2 separate regions of the Homo sapiens genome follow, and region 1 is linked to region 2. A link is a loop called in an ENCODE intact Hi-C map of the cell type or tissue named here. Cell type or tissue: heart left ventricle. All regions are shown on one strand.

What was found. Hi-C counts contacts between places; a loop is a spot of excess contacts. Peaks named below come from ENCODE experiments on the same cell type or tissue, not always from the same donor. Only the 100,000 strongest peaks of a DNase experiment are listed, where the experiment ranks them.
Region 1: it touches region 2 in a loop (9-fold over the local background); 7 of 110 quality-filtered maps call a loop at or near these places.

What each region holds. Positions count from the first base shown.
Region 1 is chr3:55,705,630-55,713,629 of GRCh38, forward strand. The region is part of intron 15 of ERC2 (ELKS/RAB6-interacting/CAST family member 2); the gene reads right to left. Among named protein-coding and RNA genes, the nearest start is that of ERC2-IT1, 50 kb to the left of the region's middle. In heart left ventricle, no CTCF peak of the experiment used is centred here; no DNase peak of the experiment used is centred here; H3K27me3 peaks cover 336 bases.
Region 2 is chr3:55,568,951-55,576,950 of GRCh38, forward strand. The region is part of intron 17 of ERC2 (ELKS/RAB6-interacting/CAST family member 2); the gene reads right to left. Among named protein-coding and RNA genes, the nearest start is that of ERC2-AS1, 35 kb to the right of the region's middle. RefSeq lists enhancers at 2,069-2,696, 2,697-3,324, 7,815-8,000. In heart left ventricle, a CTCF peak has its summit at 3,077; a DNase peak (open chromatin) is centred at 3,241; H3K27ac peaks cover 272 bases.

The DNA of each region.
Region 1 (8,000 bases), 140 kb after region 2:
CACTGCTATAGCATCAGTCCTTCCCTGAGCACTGGTCTGATCTCCCCAAATTCATTCAGCTGATCCATCCTTCCTGCCCCTCCTCTATAGCAGAACAGAACACTGGTCGGACTCTCCCTCCCAACTTTGTTAAAGGTGGCTCTCTCTCTCGGTCCCTATTTACAGACAGAAATTTAGTAGATCATCATGAAGGTTTGGCTGGTGTTTTTATACCTACTCATTAAGCACTTTTATTTTATTTTATTTTATTTTTAATTGTTGCAGAGAATGTCAGGGTCCCTCCTATATTCTCTTGTTCCACACCAGATCTTGTCTGCAGCTTGGATGGACAGTCCTGGATGTGCTGCTGTCTTCCCACCAGGAGCCCGTGCATCTTCCTCGGCTTGAGGTCTTGCTTTGGCCACAGGTGCACACTTGGCCAGGGAATGGGGCAGATGGGAAGTGTTAGGGAGCTCACGCCCCTGAAACAACTCTAAATCTGTGAGGGAAGGAGATGGTACATAAATAGCCAGCATCCTGGCCCCTCAGTGGACAACCCTACAGTGTGCTCCAGAATCTTTCACTAGGTCCTCAGCAGTGGGAGCCCTGTTTGACTATAGCAGAAAACTGCCCATTGATGCACCCTTTGTTGGCCTTTTCCCTTCCCTGTATCACTGCCCCATTCTCTCACCATGTTTCTGGAGATCACTTCTCAAATAAACTACCTGCAGTAAAAGCTTGTCTTGGGATCTGTTTTGTTTGTTTCTGTTTTTTTTTGTTTTTGTTTTTGTTGTTGTTTGTTTTTTTGAGACAGAGTCTTGCCTGTCACCCAGGCTGGAGTGCAGTGGTGCAATCTCGGCTCACTGTAACCTCTACTTCCCGGGTTCAAGTGATTACCCCACCTCAGCCTCCAGAGTAGCTGGGATTCCAGGTGCCTTCCACCACTCCCAGTTATTTTATTTTATTTTATTTTTTGTATTTTTAGTAGAGATAGGGTTTCACCATGTCAGCCAGGCTGGTCTTGAACTCCTGACCTCAGGTGATCCACCCACCTCAGCCTCCCAAAGCAATGGAATTACAGGCGTGAGCTACCTCACCCAGCTTGGGGTCTGTTTTTGCAAGAATCTCAGCTAAAACCCTAATCATAGTTGAATAATTAACAAGCCTGCACTTAATTTTTGCACAGGACTAACACACCTGTGACTCCTAGGCTCTTTTCCATGGATACTTCTTGAGAGTTCTCATCACTTAGCGTGACAGAACTCTCACCTTCCTTAGGGAAGTAACACCTGCCTAGCACTAATTCAGTTTCGGCCAAACATTCATATTGAGACTCAGACTGAATCAGGATTCCTTGAGTCTCATTTCCTATATCTAAAAAATGGGCAAGAGAGGGAAGAATGTCTTCAGCATAAACCAAACACCATAGATAGACAGACAGATGCTGATCTACTGCTCCTATTGCATATTTTGTGCAGTTTTTCTTTTCTTTTTTCCTGCTAAAGTCAGGGGAGGGAAATTATGTTGCTAAGTTGCTTTCTGTGGCCAGGCGCAGTGGCTCATGCCTGAAATCTCAGCACTTTGGGAGGCAGAGGCAGCCGGGTGGCTTGAGCTCGGGAGTTAGAAACCAGCTTGGGCAACATAGTGAAACCCCACGTCTACAAAAACAAAATACAAAAAATAAGCTAAGTGTGGTGGTGCATGCCTGTAGTCCCAGCTACTTGGGAGGCTGAAGTGGGAGGATCACCTGAGCACAGAAGGTTGAGGCTGCAATAAGCTGTGATCATGCCAATGCACTCCAGCCTAGGCAACAGAATGAGATCTTGTCTCAAAAAAAAACATTGCTTTCTGCTGCCACCTTAGGAACCTGGGGAATCCCCTGAAGGGTTATGGACAGTGACTGTAGCCAGAAGCAGCATCTCCCCTGTTCTACTGTCAGCCAGTACAGCCCATGAGGAAGGATTATTTATAAAGAAAGAGTTCTATGTGCTCTGCTCATAATGTTAGGATCCTAACCGACATTGTGAGATGGAGCCTCCTGTTAACATAAAAAATAATAACCAATGCCTGCTTGGCCCTTGCTGTGTGAACAACACTGTGTTGGCATCATCTCATTAAGTCAGTCTGACATCAACCCTGCGATGCAGGCAGGGGTGGGGATTGTATTTAAAATCTTTAATAGCTGCTATGACAGATGCAGAAACCCATGAGAACCAAGAGTGACACAGTTGCACATGCCCTGAATATTTGCCTTGGTTGAAGCTTCTTATTACTCCCACTTTACAGATGAAGAAGATGAGGCTTAGGGATTAAGCAACTAATCAGAGCTCAAATAACTGGTAGATCTGAGGCTCTGACTGTGCAGCCTCCTTTGTAACCAGTGCATCCCACTGCTCAGATCCTTAAGGACCAGCCCCTTCATAAACAAATCAAGACTGACCTGGGAATGGGCTCTGATCACCCACTCCAATCATAGCTTTAAAGAAAAGCAGCTCACTTTTGATTTTAAAATTCCCTCTGAAAACGATGGAACTCAGACACATTAGAAAATCTTAATGGAGCCCCAAAGAAGTCCATGTTACTGACCATCCCCTAATATAAATTCAAAAGTCATTATGCACAGTCCACACTAGCGTTTAATGCTTCAACCAATGAGACAGCTAACAGCTAGGCTAACACATTAGCAACTCCAGACAACCAAGGAATTTCTAACATCCTGAGCACCATTGCTAGTGGCAGAGTCTGGGGGAAGGGAAAGGCCCTAGATGTTTCCACCACAAAGTTACTTAGTTAAGCGCAGGTCTGTTTAATTAAGTCGTGGGCAGCACATGCTATACTTAGCTTTTAAACACTTGTAAAGTCCTCTTCATTCATTTATCTTACTTGTCACTGACAAGCTCTTCAAGGACTGTAACAGTATGCAGAGCATGAAGAGCCTGGGTAAACAACACATATTTTATGTGGAGTCTAAACTGTTTCAACTCAGAAAGTCAATAGAGGGTCTCTGAAAAAAACTCCAGACTCTTCTACTACAGTGTGGAAACATTCTGTGCATGGTCTGTTAGGAGTTTCTTTAGAAAGTGAACTCCAAATAAAATCCTAATTTTTTAACCCAAAGGTAAAAAGACAAAAATAAATAAATAAATAAATAAATGGAGGAGTGGAAGAAGAAAGGTGGGAGAGAATGAAGGAGACTGGGAATAAATAAAGGAAGGAAGAAAGGAGGGAGAGAGTGAGGGAGGGAAGAGAAAGAGGAGAGAGAGAGAGAAGAGGAGAGGTAAGGAGAAGAGAGGGAAGAGAAGACAAGAGAAGAGAGAAAAAGAAAGGAAGGAGAGAGGAAAGACAGTGTTTGCAGGTATTGAGATTCGGACTCTAGAATTGTGCTGACAAGTGAAGACAACATTTTCATTCCATTCATAATCCAACAAATATTTATTATCACTGGTTTAGGGAGAACTGGCATCATCAAAACAGCTCCCTAACTAATGAATGGGCAAAACAGCCTCGGGGTATCGCCTAACAGAATTGGCCAATAGGCTAGAAACTGGAGCGTGAACATTCTAGTAGAACTCTAGGAGCATGTGAGATTCTAGGAGAATGTGAGGTTGAGTAAAAGCCAGCAGCGCCCTCCGAAAGAGGCCGTGAGAGTCTTAAACAGGGCTATGAAGAGAGGGGTTCACATACCCTTGGAGGCAAGATAATTCACAGGGAGTAAATGAACTGCTCAACAGTTACATATTTACTCTAAAATATATTAAAATAAATTATAACAAGCACATCAAAGAGAGGTTTCATAGAAATTATGTCTTAGGATGTGGAAAACACTGTGAAGGTAATCCTCAAAATGTCTGAAGCTTGAGACACCACCATCAGAAGGGAAGGGTAAAGCAAAGGAGAACGGACTGGGCAAGCAGAGGAGACTAGAAACTCAGGTCAGCCCAGAGAGAATGAACATGTCCTGAGAACTGTGGGAGGACGGAAGGACGCTCTCCTTCAAGGGCTTTGACCTTCGCGCAGAAGTGGAAGCAAATGCAATCTGGGCCTGCTCCCAGTTCTAAAGCAGAATGGAAGGGCATAAACCTCCCAGCACCTCACCTCCTTCAAAACAAAACAAATGACCCCCCAAAGGGGGAGAGAAGGGATGGGGTGAGCCATGCAAAACATGTGGTGGGGCTGTGTTGGCCAGCACCGAGCACAGTTTTGACTCCAGGAGGTGTGGAGACAGCCAGGAGAGGCTTGGCAGCTGGGAGGGAGAACGAGACAGGGAGAGGCAGCCAGGCCCTTGGAGGGGGAACAAATCCCTCTCCCCAGCTGGTCTCACGCTTGGGTGAGACAACTGGAGAAAATGTAAACATGCTCATTAGCAGTTTTCCAATCAGTTGAAAAACAAATGGGAAGAGAAAAATGGCAGGCGATTGTTCCAAATACCAACTCTCTGCCACATCTCCTCAGGTGTTTATCAGAGTTGCCCGCTGTGCTGTCCTCCCTTTCGTCTGGATCACAACACCTTTACTAGCTTTACACGGAACACTTGGAGCTCACCCTAACTAGGGTCGATTTAGTTCTATGAGGAGTCACATACTCCACTCAGGATAGAAGGTCTCTGTGGACACCCCCAGAGATGCACAAACAAGACAGGGACATCATTTGCAGGTCTCCCCACAGCCTCATCCAAGCTGATATTCTCTCAGTACATGAACATGAAAACTCATCAATAACCCCTACCTCTTCTCCTGCGATAACTTACCCCCCCAAAGAAGAGGCAAAGTGGAAATTTTGTGAATCTGTGTGTGAATCTGACAGAAATCCAATTTCCAGAAAGGATGAAGTTATACTCAAATTTCATCTGGAAATGTCTACTGTGTTGAGTCATATGGTTGTTTTTTTTTTCCTAACACATCAACTTGAATTCATTGAATGGGTACATTTCAAAAAACACTTTCTCTTAGTCACCTATTTAAGGTGGAATCCAAAAAGCCTGGTTGTCTGTGACCCTGAAGTTGAAATAGCTTAAGTACAAAATGTCCAAATGTATTTAAACTTGAATCTGAACAAAAATAGATACTAAAGTACATAACTGATGTTTCTTGATAGTACTAGGAAAAGGCGGGTAACTTGAAAGTTGGGGAGACCGTCTCGTAGACTAGAGAATTTTAGGGCTATTTCAAATCTCTCCCCTACAAATAAGGACTTGCCAGAACAACCCAAATTCATAAAATGTTAATACTGGGCCACATCTTCAATTAGTGAATCCAAGCTTACTACTTTACAGAGGGGAGACTGAGGCTCCAAGAGGGGGAAGGTTAGTTGCTGATGGGCCCAGGAGAAACCCCCAGAATACTTGACAGCTGGAACCTGGCCCTGTCCTTGCCCCTGGCCGTCTTCTCATTTGATTTGCAACTGCAGATGAGTCCACCATGTCCATGACCTGTAACACCACAGGCCCGACTCATGTCATTGGTTTTGCGTTCCAAAGTACTATGGTATTAATTTCCATTCTTTCAGTCTAAACAGCATCAAACACCTAATCATTTTGTTCTTGATGGCTACAGATAGGTTAAGGAATTTTCCATTTCCTTTGAGATAGGAGCCTCACTTCTCTAGCAGAACTACTGATTAGGCTTTATAATTTTTCTTTTTTAAATAACATCTGTAAGTTTTTATTATGTAAATCATACATGCTAGTTATGAAAAATTAAAGAGTACAAAAGAGTTTATAAAAAGAAAAGTAATGTTCTCCCTCCCTCTGCTCCAATATTTATTCCCGCTGTTAAGGTTTTTCTGCCAATCTTTCTAAAAAATTTTGTGCTTAATGCAAGCACAGACACACATACTTACCCTTTACAAACAATATCTCCAATATTGTTCTTCCACATCAAGAACATAGAGAGCTTCCTCATCATTAATGGTTGCATGTTATTCCACTCTATGCGTATACTTTTGTTTACCAGTCCTCTATTGATGTGTTCAAATAGAGACTCCAAAAGGGAAGATATCTTTTTTTCATTTTATTCCAAGATGCATCCCAAGCACCTAAAGCACTGCCTGGCACATATGGACATATAATAAGTGTTTGTTGAATGAATAAGTGATGGGCATTTGGGTCATTTCCAGCTTTTCATTTTTTCCAACAATGCTTAAAACAATATTTTTGCAAAGGAACAGCTTTGCTTGTCCTAATGTGTTTGTTTCCAACAAAGACGGATGCTTAAACATATCATAGCTGTTTCTATAATGTGCTAGGAAAAAACAAGTTCAAGAGAGAACCCTAAAATAGAATATACACATTTTAAACTTGGAAGGATATCACCAAATTCCCTTCAAAACTGTCAATCAACATCCAGCCTGTACCTCTTTCTCTATGCTGTGCTAACATGGAGTTTCTCCAAACTCTTTAATCTTCAAAAATATGATAGGTAAAATATTGTATCCCATGTGTTCCCTAATTATAATTTGAAGCTGAGCATAATTTCATTCATTTAGTGTCTATTTCTACTTCATTATCTGTGAGCCCCCTTTTAATGTCCTTTTTTCCCACGTTTCTTCTTGATCATTTGGGAACTATCTTCTTATTTGTTGTGAGAATAATTGTATATCTAAAGAAAATTAGTTGGGGCTGATTTCAGGAAGAGAAGAGCATAAGTGAAGGTGGGAAGAGGGCACATAAAAGCAGGCCATGCAGGGAAGGGAATTGTGCAGACAGGTGAGAGGCGAGGATGCCCAGGAGCCCAGTCATTTGAACACTTTAGGTGTTCTCTTGAGTAGAAGAGAAAAGGGGGGAAAGTGGTAGGTAGTTGATATGCTGGGATGTGAACAGAGTTGGCCTCTGTTGAACCATTAGCAGGAATAAATGTTAGCAGTTGATATGGGGCTTTACTTCTCTGCAGAAGATTGTTGGGTTTTTTGAGTGTTAAGCATGCAAATGCCACTCATGCTTGTGTTGGTAGAAACAATCTAATACAACCTGCTTTCCCAAACAAGACTTCTCTTTGTAGCCATCCTGGTGGATGGTGGTCCAGTCTTCATTCCTTATCACTGGAGATGGGAGACTCAATAGCTATTTGATAATGTATTAAGCAGCTTAAATAGGATGCTCCCTGCCTCCTACACTCATATTTTGAGCTTTGTACCTGCAGTTGTACCCTACTTCTGCCTTTTTGGGCAGCTCACGTCTTCAGATATTTGAATACAGTTATGCCCATTATCTATTTGTTGTTCTCTCAACTAGTCACTCCCCACTTCTCCTAGTCCTCTCTCTGTACCCCATTGCACAAGGTGCTACTACATGCATCAAGGCTCCTTTGAGAGAATTCTTTGAATAAAGCCTGAAACTAAGTCTTCACATGTGTCCTTACATCTGCTAAGCATGATTTAAAAATAAGTAATATACTCTTAGGTTCCATTGATTTTTACCATCTGCTGTGCAATGCTAATGCTCTAATTTACAATTGATTAAACTCATATCCTGGTTGTTAGTTCCTCTGCCATTCTCTCTCTCTCTCTCTCTCTCTCTCTCTCTGTCTCACACACACACACACACACACACACACACAAACCCCAGAATTTTAATTCTAAGTATATACTTCATTCTTTTCCTTATTAAAAAAAAATTTTTTTTTGAGATGGAGTTTCACTCTTGTTGCCCAGGCTGGAGTGCAATGGGGCAGTCTTGGCTCACTGCAACCTCTACCTCCCAGGTTCAAGCAATTCTCCTGCCTCAGCCTCCCAAGTAGCTAGGATTACCAGCGCCCGCCACCATGCCTGGTTAATTTTTGTATTTTTAGTAGAGATGGTGGGGGAGTTTCACCATGTTGGCCAGGCTGGTCTCGAACTCCTGACCTCAGGTGATTGGCCCACCTCGGCCTCCCAAAGTGCTGGGATTACAGGCATGAGCCACCGCTCCTGTCCCTTACTAAATATTTTGTTTAGACTTATACTGACTAAATTTGGGTCTATAGTTTCATCTCGCTGAGATGTTTCTCAAGTCTGATTTTGTCTGCCATTGTTTTTGGTAAGCTACA
Region 2 (8,000 bases):
TGCATGTGCTCTTCTCACTGCCAGGAAAGCCCCGCCCCTAGATATCACCAAAACTCGCTCCCTCACCTTCTTCAGGCCTTCACTCAAATATGACATTCTCACGGAAGCATTCCCTTGGGCCTATACAAGGAACTTCCAGGTAATGTGGTTGAGGGGGAGGGGCTGCACATTACCTTTGAACCCACTTCAAGGAAATAGCACCAAAACTCTAGAAGTCATCACCCTCAGGGAGAAAGAATGCTTATCTATAAGAAGCCTAGCACACAACAGCTTCCCAACCTATCTGATTAAACAAATACACATGAAGACCGCATTTGGCGGCAAGAAAGGATTAAAAAAAACTCCTCCAAGATTATCTTGGGCTAAATCTGAAGAAGGAATCTGCACTCCTTCCATTCCGATGGCATGTTTAAGTTCAGTGGCTGAAAAATCTGCAGAACCAGTTGGGTCCCTATGCCGAAGGGGCAGGGAAGAGGCATGCGCTGCTCTGCCAATGGGGAGGAAAAAAATTTAACGAGGGCAAGATAAGAGCCAGACGTGTGGAAATATTTCTCTTTGAGGATATTCTTTGTACCAATTACTCTTCAAAGATATCATGTTAGCATTTTTGGCACAACTTGACAATTAAATTAGACGAATCGTTTTCAGTGTTTTTGCATTTGATGTGCCTGAAACTCCTCTTAAGCTAAAATGTTCAGCCTGTCACACACATTTTTTTAAACTTTGGCAAGTCACATCAACACTGATTTCAATTAAGTCAAGAATTTAAAAACATTTCACTACTCATCTTTTTAAAAAATTACATGACATATAATTAATTGGGTTTGATGATCATTTCGTGGTGTCCAAAGTTTGGGGATAGAAAGAAACACAGTCAATAAATTTCTATTTTGGAGATGACTTCATTTCTATTTTTTTTTTTTTTTTTTTTGAGACAGAGTTTATTACTCAGGCTGGAGTGCAGTGGTGCAATCTCAGTTCACTGCAACCTCCACCTCCCGGGTTCAAGCGATTTCTCCTGCCTCAGCCTCCCAAGTAACTGAGATTACAGGTGTGTACCACCATGCCTGGCTAGCTTTTTGTATTTTTAGTAGAGACGGGATTTTATCATGTTGGCCAGGCTGGTCTTGAACTTTTGATCTCAAGTGATCTGCCTGCCTCCGCCTCCCAAAGTGTTGGGATTACAGGTTTGAGTCATCATGCCCGACCCCCCATTTCTTATATTCATTGAGTCTCTCCATTTCTCCCAGGAGCCAATGGGGCTTTAAATCTCCCACCCGTCTCAATTTCATGCTCCAAAATTGGTTCTTGTCCTGGTACTTCTGGTCCCAGCTCAGTCATAGGCAGGGTAGGGCAGCACGAGAGGCTGTGCTGAACGCTGGAAAGGCCCCCAATCACAGCATGGTCACGGTAGGAAGTTCGGCCAGAAGAGAGGCGAAGTCCACATCTTATCTCCATGGTTGGAGTTTTCCTCTTGCTGATGTGACAAAGTAACCTGACGAGATAATGATTTCCAGGTTGGTTCCAAATGGTCTGGGATGAGGTGAGTGCAGAGGGAGGGCCAGGGGGAGCTGCAGCCGGATGATGCATGGGGCTGTTCTGCAGGACATCTCTCCCAGGAGTTCAAAGGGTTCTGACGATATTCTCTAACTCACCACTGGCATGCCCGGGGAAGAACAGATGGTCTGTGGTCAGATAAACCACCTAGACTGGGATGTGATTAGGGTGGTCAAGGAAAATTACAAAACCTTGGAGCTTCCCTTTCCTTCCCCAACTTCTGGCCTCTGCCCTTACACAAGTCTTGTTTTGTTTTGCTTTGTTTTCCTTGCTTTTGACAGGCTCCAATTTTTCATTTTAGTTTAGTCCATTTTGACCAGCATTAATAATGAGAAGTGGGCCGGGCGCAGTGGCTCACGCCTGTAATCCCAGCACTTTGGGAGGCTGAGGCGGGCGGATCACGAGGTCAAGAGATCGAGACCATCCTGGCCAACATGGGGAAACCCTGTCTCTACTAAAAAGATAAAAATTAGCTGGGCATGGTTTGGCGTGCCCCTGTAATACCAGCTACTCAGAAGGCTGAAGCAGGAGAATTGTTTGAACCCAGGAGGTAGAGGTTGCAGTAAGCCGAGATTGTGCCACTGCACTCCAGCCTGGCAACAGAGCGAGACTCCGTCAAAAAAAAAAAAAAAAAAAAAAAAAAAGTAATTCAATGTCTTCTTCCCTACTGGTTAGAAAACTCTATGATGACAAGAATCGGGTCTGTTTTGTGCACAACTGTGCTCCTGACAGCCTAGCTGTAGCAAGTGTGGCTTTTTATTCTGATGCTGTGACATCTGGGGCCTTAGGGACCTGAAGGACACTGCCTCTCCTAGGGCTAGCTAACTCCTAGAGATAGTAAACAATTTTGACTTGGAGCTCACCTTTTATATGCAAACCAATCAATCCAAAGCCCCGACCCCAACCACTTCCTCCCTTCTGGGGCTCTTCTAGGGGTCTCACACTCCAGACCATTATTTCCCTGCCCCAATCACCCTGGGACCAAGCACCAGACAGTGAGGACAACAACTACACCCCAGAGTCCACTGAAATTATTCAAGCTAGTCAGTTCTAAACCTGCTCACCCTGCCTTGCTCGCCTTTCCCACAAAAGCCACAACAAAGGCTCTTGCCCACGTTTTCCCCTGGCTCCCTCTGCTTTCTGACCAAACAGAATAGTCAAATTCTGTGGAGTGTTCAGAAGTGTTTCCTGAGTGGTCCTGCATGATGTGGTGTGCCTTCCCCTCTTGGAATTGTGAGCAACAAATCATCTTTTCAGTGGCCTCACCAGACCTGATTAAAAATAAAACCTACATTCTAAGACACTAGCACAGGGCCTAGCACACAGTAGGTGCTCAATTAATACCTGCAGGGGGTACTGAATGAGTCTTTCCTTAAATGTAAAAGTCCACAAAAACTTCCTGGATACTGTTCCCTCTTGCTTCAGCCTTGTCCTTCCTTACAAGATAATGTGAACACCAGGCCACCTACCTGGGCCGAAATTCAGGTGTTCCCTCTAGACCCAGGGAGTGCAGTTCTTCCTGCCACCCGCAGGGTCTGTGCAGCCCAGGAAGGCAAGACTGACGGCGTTCCTGAGGGAGGTGGCGTTGGGACAGTGAAGGGGCATTTCCTGGCTGCCTGTCATCATGAGGCATTCCAGCTAGCGAGGAAAACAAAGACAGCGGCCAGGGAGCGTCGCCTTTTATGGTTCCATCCTGGCTGCACTTCAGGAGCAGCCCAGAAAGTGGCCTGGGAGACAGGCAGGCTTTGTCACCCACTTCTGTTCACCTCGGTCCCTGGGCCAGCAGCTGGAGAAATGCTTGTGGCCCGGCCAGCTAGAGGCACAGGAACCCAAGGGTGAGAATTTGATGGCAGAGGGAACACCCTTCCTGGCGGTGTGCTTTCCTCAATCCTCAATATCATCTCCCACGAGCACCCATGTAGGCAACAAAAAGAAGGAGCTGAAGCAATTCTATGCTTAAATAACACCAGGGGCCATTTTTTGGACCCTCAGGGGATATCTGGAATCTTCTAGAAAATAACGAATATTTATTGAGCAGTTATTTTACACAAGCTCCTACATGGAGCACTTTGTATTCTTGACAGCCAAGTCTCACAATAATCTTGTCAGCAACCCCATTTTCAGATGGGAACACAGATTCTGACTGGGGCTGGGGGACTTGCCTAAGGTCACATAGTGAAGGGTGGGGCCAGGTGTAAACCCCTGCTATCTAGCTTTCCCTTACCCTGGAGGGCCTCCCTCCAATAGTCAAATTCTGTTAAGTGTTTAAAAGCCTTAGCTGGTGACCTCTAGGGTTCTCAGCTGCTCTCTCATTACAGTGAGGCAGTTGCCCCCAGATGATCCCACTAAGGGGTTTTTTCTACTCTATCACTTTAATTCAGCAATCAACACTTCTAACAACACTTCTAAGTACTGCAGGTCTTCCTCCAGGAGCTCAGAAACCCCAGGGCCTCTGAAACCCCCTTTATATAGAGGCTGTGTGACCTTGAACAAGTTGCTTAACTTCTCTGGGCCTCAGAAAAGAGAACAGGTTTGACCGCAAAACACCAGGCACCTTCCAAGTGTTCTCCACTTATACCACCTCCTTCCCCATCAACAGTCTTGTCTCAAAGTAAATATTTCTGGTATGTTATGGAATGACAGGACATAACACAGAAAGATGTCGGTAAGAAATGGGCTTTGGTATGGAACAGACCAAATCTTACCTCCAATGTTTATTAGCAAAGTATTTAGTTTTCTCTGTGCCTCAGTTCCCTCATCAGTAAAATGGGTATGGATAATAGCAATTGTTTTACGGGGTTATTTGAGAATTGTCTGAGATGATGCATTTAGCATGAAGCCAGGCAACAGCAAGCACTCAATAAATGTTAGCCAGCCATTTGATTGTTGAACTTTAAGATTCACTTTTCTTTTTTTGCATGCCTCTCCATCTGGAGTGATGATGTGAAGAGCAACAGATGCGAGGGGGGCCAGGATAGTGGGGTCTGCAGCAGCAGCACCAAGAGGCAATGTCACAGCTAGTTGGAGGCAGGCCCTGATCAAGGAAAGGCTGGGGTAGGTAGGTGACACACTGGGCCGCTCCTCATGTGGTTCGTCACAATTTTTATGACTTTCTTTTCCATTTGCACAGCCAAGGAGTCTTCCTCCTTAGTCCTCTGCTTGCCAGAGTCAGCTGCCTGGACCTTCCTCAGCCCACATGTCCCTGCCTCATCTTTAATGTGAGTGCACACAGTTCATGCAGCAATGAAGCCTGCCACGTGCCTTCAGCCTAAGTATGGATTCTGTCAACACACTTTTCTGGAGTGATGAAGAGCCGTGAATTTCCATAGTCCTAGACTGCAAGATCTCCCTACCTTTAAGTTTTTCTGAATTGAGAACATAGCTTTTATTTGATGAGGGCACTTGATGTAGCGCTTCTCCTCATCACCAAACAGCTGTCAATAAATGCAAGAGGCATTTAAAAATTGAGGGAACACACTCATTTATCCTTGCATTTGTACAGAGATTAAATGCTGTCCTGCCAGGGTCAGTGGCAGTAATCATAGCAGTTATTGCTATTATTAGAAGCTACTTGGTGTCAAGTTTTTTCAAAGGCCCAGGGCTTTGCATGTGCTATTTTTTATCCTGGATTAGGTCTGGTTATTCTCATGTGACCAATGATGACACTGTGGTCCGTACAGGTGAAGTGACTTATCCAAGGCTTCACAGCTTCATAGCCTGGGATTTAAACCCAGGCCTGCCTGGCTTCCAGATTCCTCCTGTTTCATCCATACCATTCGGTGGTTGCTATTTTCTCTGTCAATTCCCTAATGAAATCTTGGGCAGGACTTTCCTTTGCCAAAGTCCCTTGATAAAACAAACTTTTATCTCCCAAGTCATCTGGCCGATGCATGAGGGGATGTACAGAATGGACCTTCCTAGGAGGAATGAGCTCTCTCACACTAGATATATCCAAGAGGAAGGACGTGCCCTATGAAAGGGGTGCCAAGGAAGATTCCTGTGGCCTTGGGAAGAGCTGGGATGGGGGGAGATAAAATCTCAGGTCTGTTACCTACTAGTTGTGTGACCTTGGGTGAGGCACTGTGCCTCTCTAAGGCTCTGCTGGCTCAGTATTCTGCATGTGTGCATTGAGGACAAGAGTCTTGTAGAGCCACTGAGGATTTAAGAAGTTTGCAGGGTGATGCTCCTAAGAGGGCTCAAGTGATGGTGGCATTGCTACCATGACTGAGAAGGCTCGAGTTGATCACTGAGGCTGTCTCTGCAAGCTCCAAAGTCCCATAAGTTCTCTTCAGTGAGTCAGAGCCTAGATTAACTATCACAAGTGCCCTCCAGACACAGGCCAGAATGGGCCCTCTGTTTTCCTAGGGCCAGTTCTAAACCCCTAGCTGACCCCACTGCCATGTAAGTGCCCGCTCATCCATGGTGGAGAAACCACACACTGGAGGAGTGGAGACTTCTGGGTCCCCTGGCTGAACTACTGGCTCACAGAAGGTGCACTTTCTTTCTTTCTTTCTGTTTTTTTCTGAGACGGAATGTTGCCCTGTTGCCCAGACTGGAGTGCAGTGGCATGATCTTGGCTCACTGCAACCTCCGCCCTCCTGGGTTCAAGTGATTCTCATGCCTCAGCTTCCCGAGTAGCTGGGATTACAGGCATGCGCCACTAAGCCCAGCTAATTTTTTGGTATTTTTTAGTAGAGACGGGGTTTCACCATGTTGGGCAGGCTGGTCTCGAACTCCTGACCTCAAGTGATCTGCTCACCCTGCACTCCCAAAGTGCTGGGATTACAGTTGTAAGCCACCACACTCAGCCAGAAGGCCAGAGGTGCACTTTCCCACCCTCTTCCTGGTCTGACCACCCCAGGGTTCTTCTGACCAACAGAATACAGTGGATAAATGGGGTCCTGTTACCAGACTGCCTTGGTTCAAATCTTGGCTGCTTTACTCTGACTAGCCCATGTGACCTCTTGAAAATCATGTAACCTCTTGATTGCATCATCTGCAAAATGGGGATGATGGAAACAAACCCAGCAGGGCTCTTATAAGAATTCTTTGGAGTGGATGTATGAAAAGTAAGTAGGACACAGAAGCCCATCATTATTATGGACTAGGGTGCTGGGCCCAGTTCCTGGCCCCAGAGGGCTCCCCACCAGCCACCATGATCCCTGTAGGTTGCCCTGGCTCCAGGCCTTCTCCAGCTCCACTAGTGGCTCAGCTGAGGGGAGAGGAAGGACCAAGGGCACCAAATTTACCCCCTGGCTGAAACAGTACAGCTTTAGGGGAAAACCAGAGTAGCAAGAGCAGTCAAACCCTGCCTGGGACTTTGTGCCAAGCCCTGGGCTGTGCATTAGACACATCTGATTGCTTGAATCCTCACCTTTATAAACAAGCACGTAGGTACTTTTCCTATCCCCACTTACAAAGGAGTAAACTGAAACTCAGAGAGGCTGCTCAGTGATTTGCTTAAAGGTCACACAGTTAGTTTATAACTAAGCTATTTACCTCTATAAAATTCTCCAAAATAGGTTGGGTACGGTGGCTCACGTCTGTAATCTCAGCACTTTGAGAGGCCGAGGTGGGTGGATCACCTGAGGTCAAGAGTTTGAGACCAGCCTGGCCAAATGGTGAAACCCTATCTCCACTAAAAATAAAAAAAATTATCCAGGCATGGTGGCACACCTGTAGTCCCAGCTACTCAGGAGGCTGAGGCAGGAGAATCACTTGAACCTGAGAGGTAGAGATTGCAGTGAGCTGAGATCACGCCATTGCACTCCAGCCTGGGTGACAAGAGCAAGACTCCATCTCAAAAAAAAAAAAAAATAAATCCAAAATAAAAACATTAATGGAGGCCCTACCATGCACCAGGAACTACTGGCAGTTTATACAGATTAGCACACTTGATGCCCAAAATAATCCTTCAGGGGAGGTATTGTGATGTTATTTTACAGATGAGGAAACCGATGCTTAGGGAGGTAAAGGGGCCTGCCCCAGAGCAGTGATGCAGCAGGGCTCAAACCCAGGTCTGCCAGGCTCCAGGCACGTGCCCTTAGCATATGTGTGCTGCTGCCCAAGGGCTTCTCATCCCAATTTCCAGAGCAAAAGTAGGAACATGGCTTTTCCTCTGAACTCCGAGCCAAGCCAAGAGATAGAGAAGCAGCTGCGGAGGAAACCCCCACCTTGCATCCTGCCCGTTAGCTCACAGCCGTCCCCTGTATCTTTATGGCCTGGGCTGACGGCCCCGTCCTCGTGCCTAGCCCCTCAGCTTCCTGCCCGACCCCACCATGTCAGAAAACTGCAGCTCCAAAGTGGCAACAAGAGTCAGTCACACCGCATCGTGCGAGGGAGGCTTGGGGGAGGATCTTAGGCTGAACCCAAGCTCTCAGGGCCCTGTGGCCTTTCCTGAGCCCTGTTCAGAGTCCTGGCCTCTCTGTCCAGAGGAGAGTCTT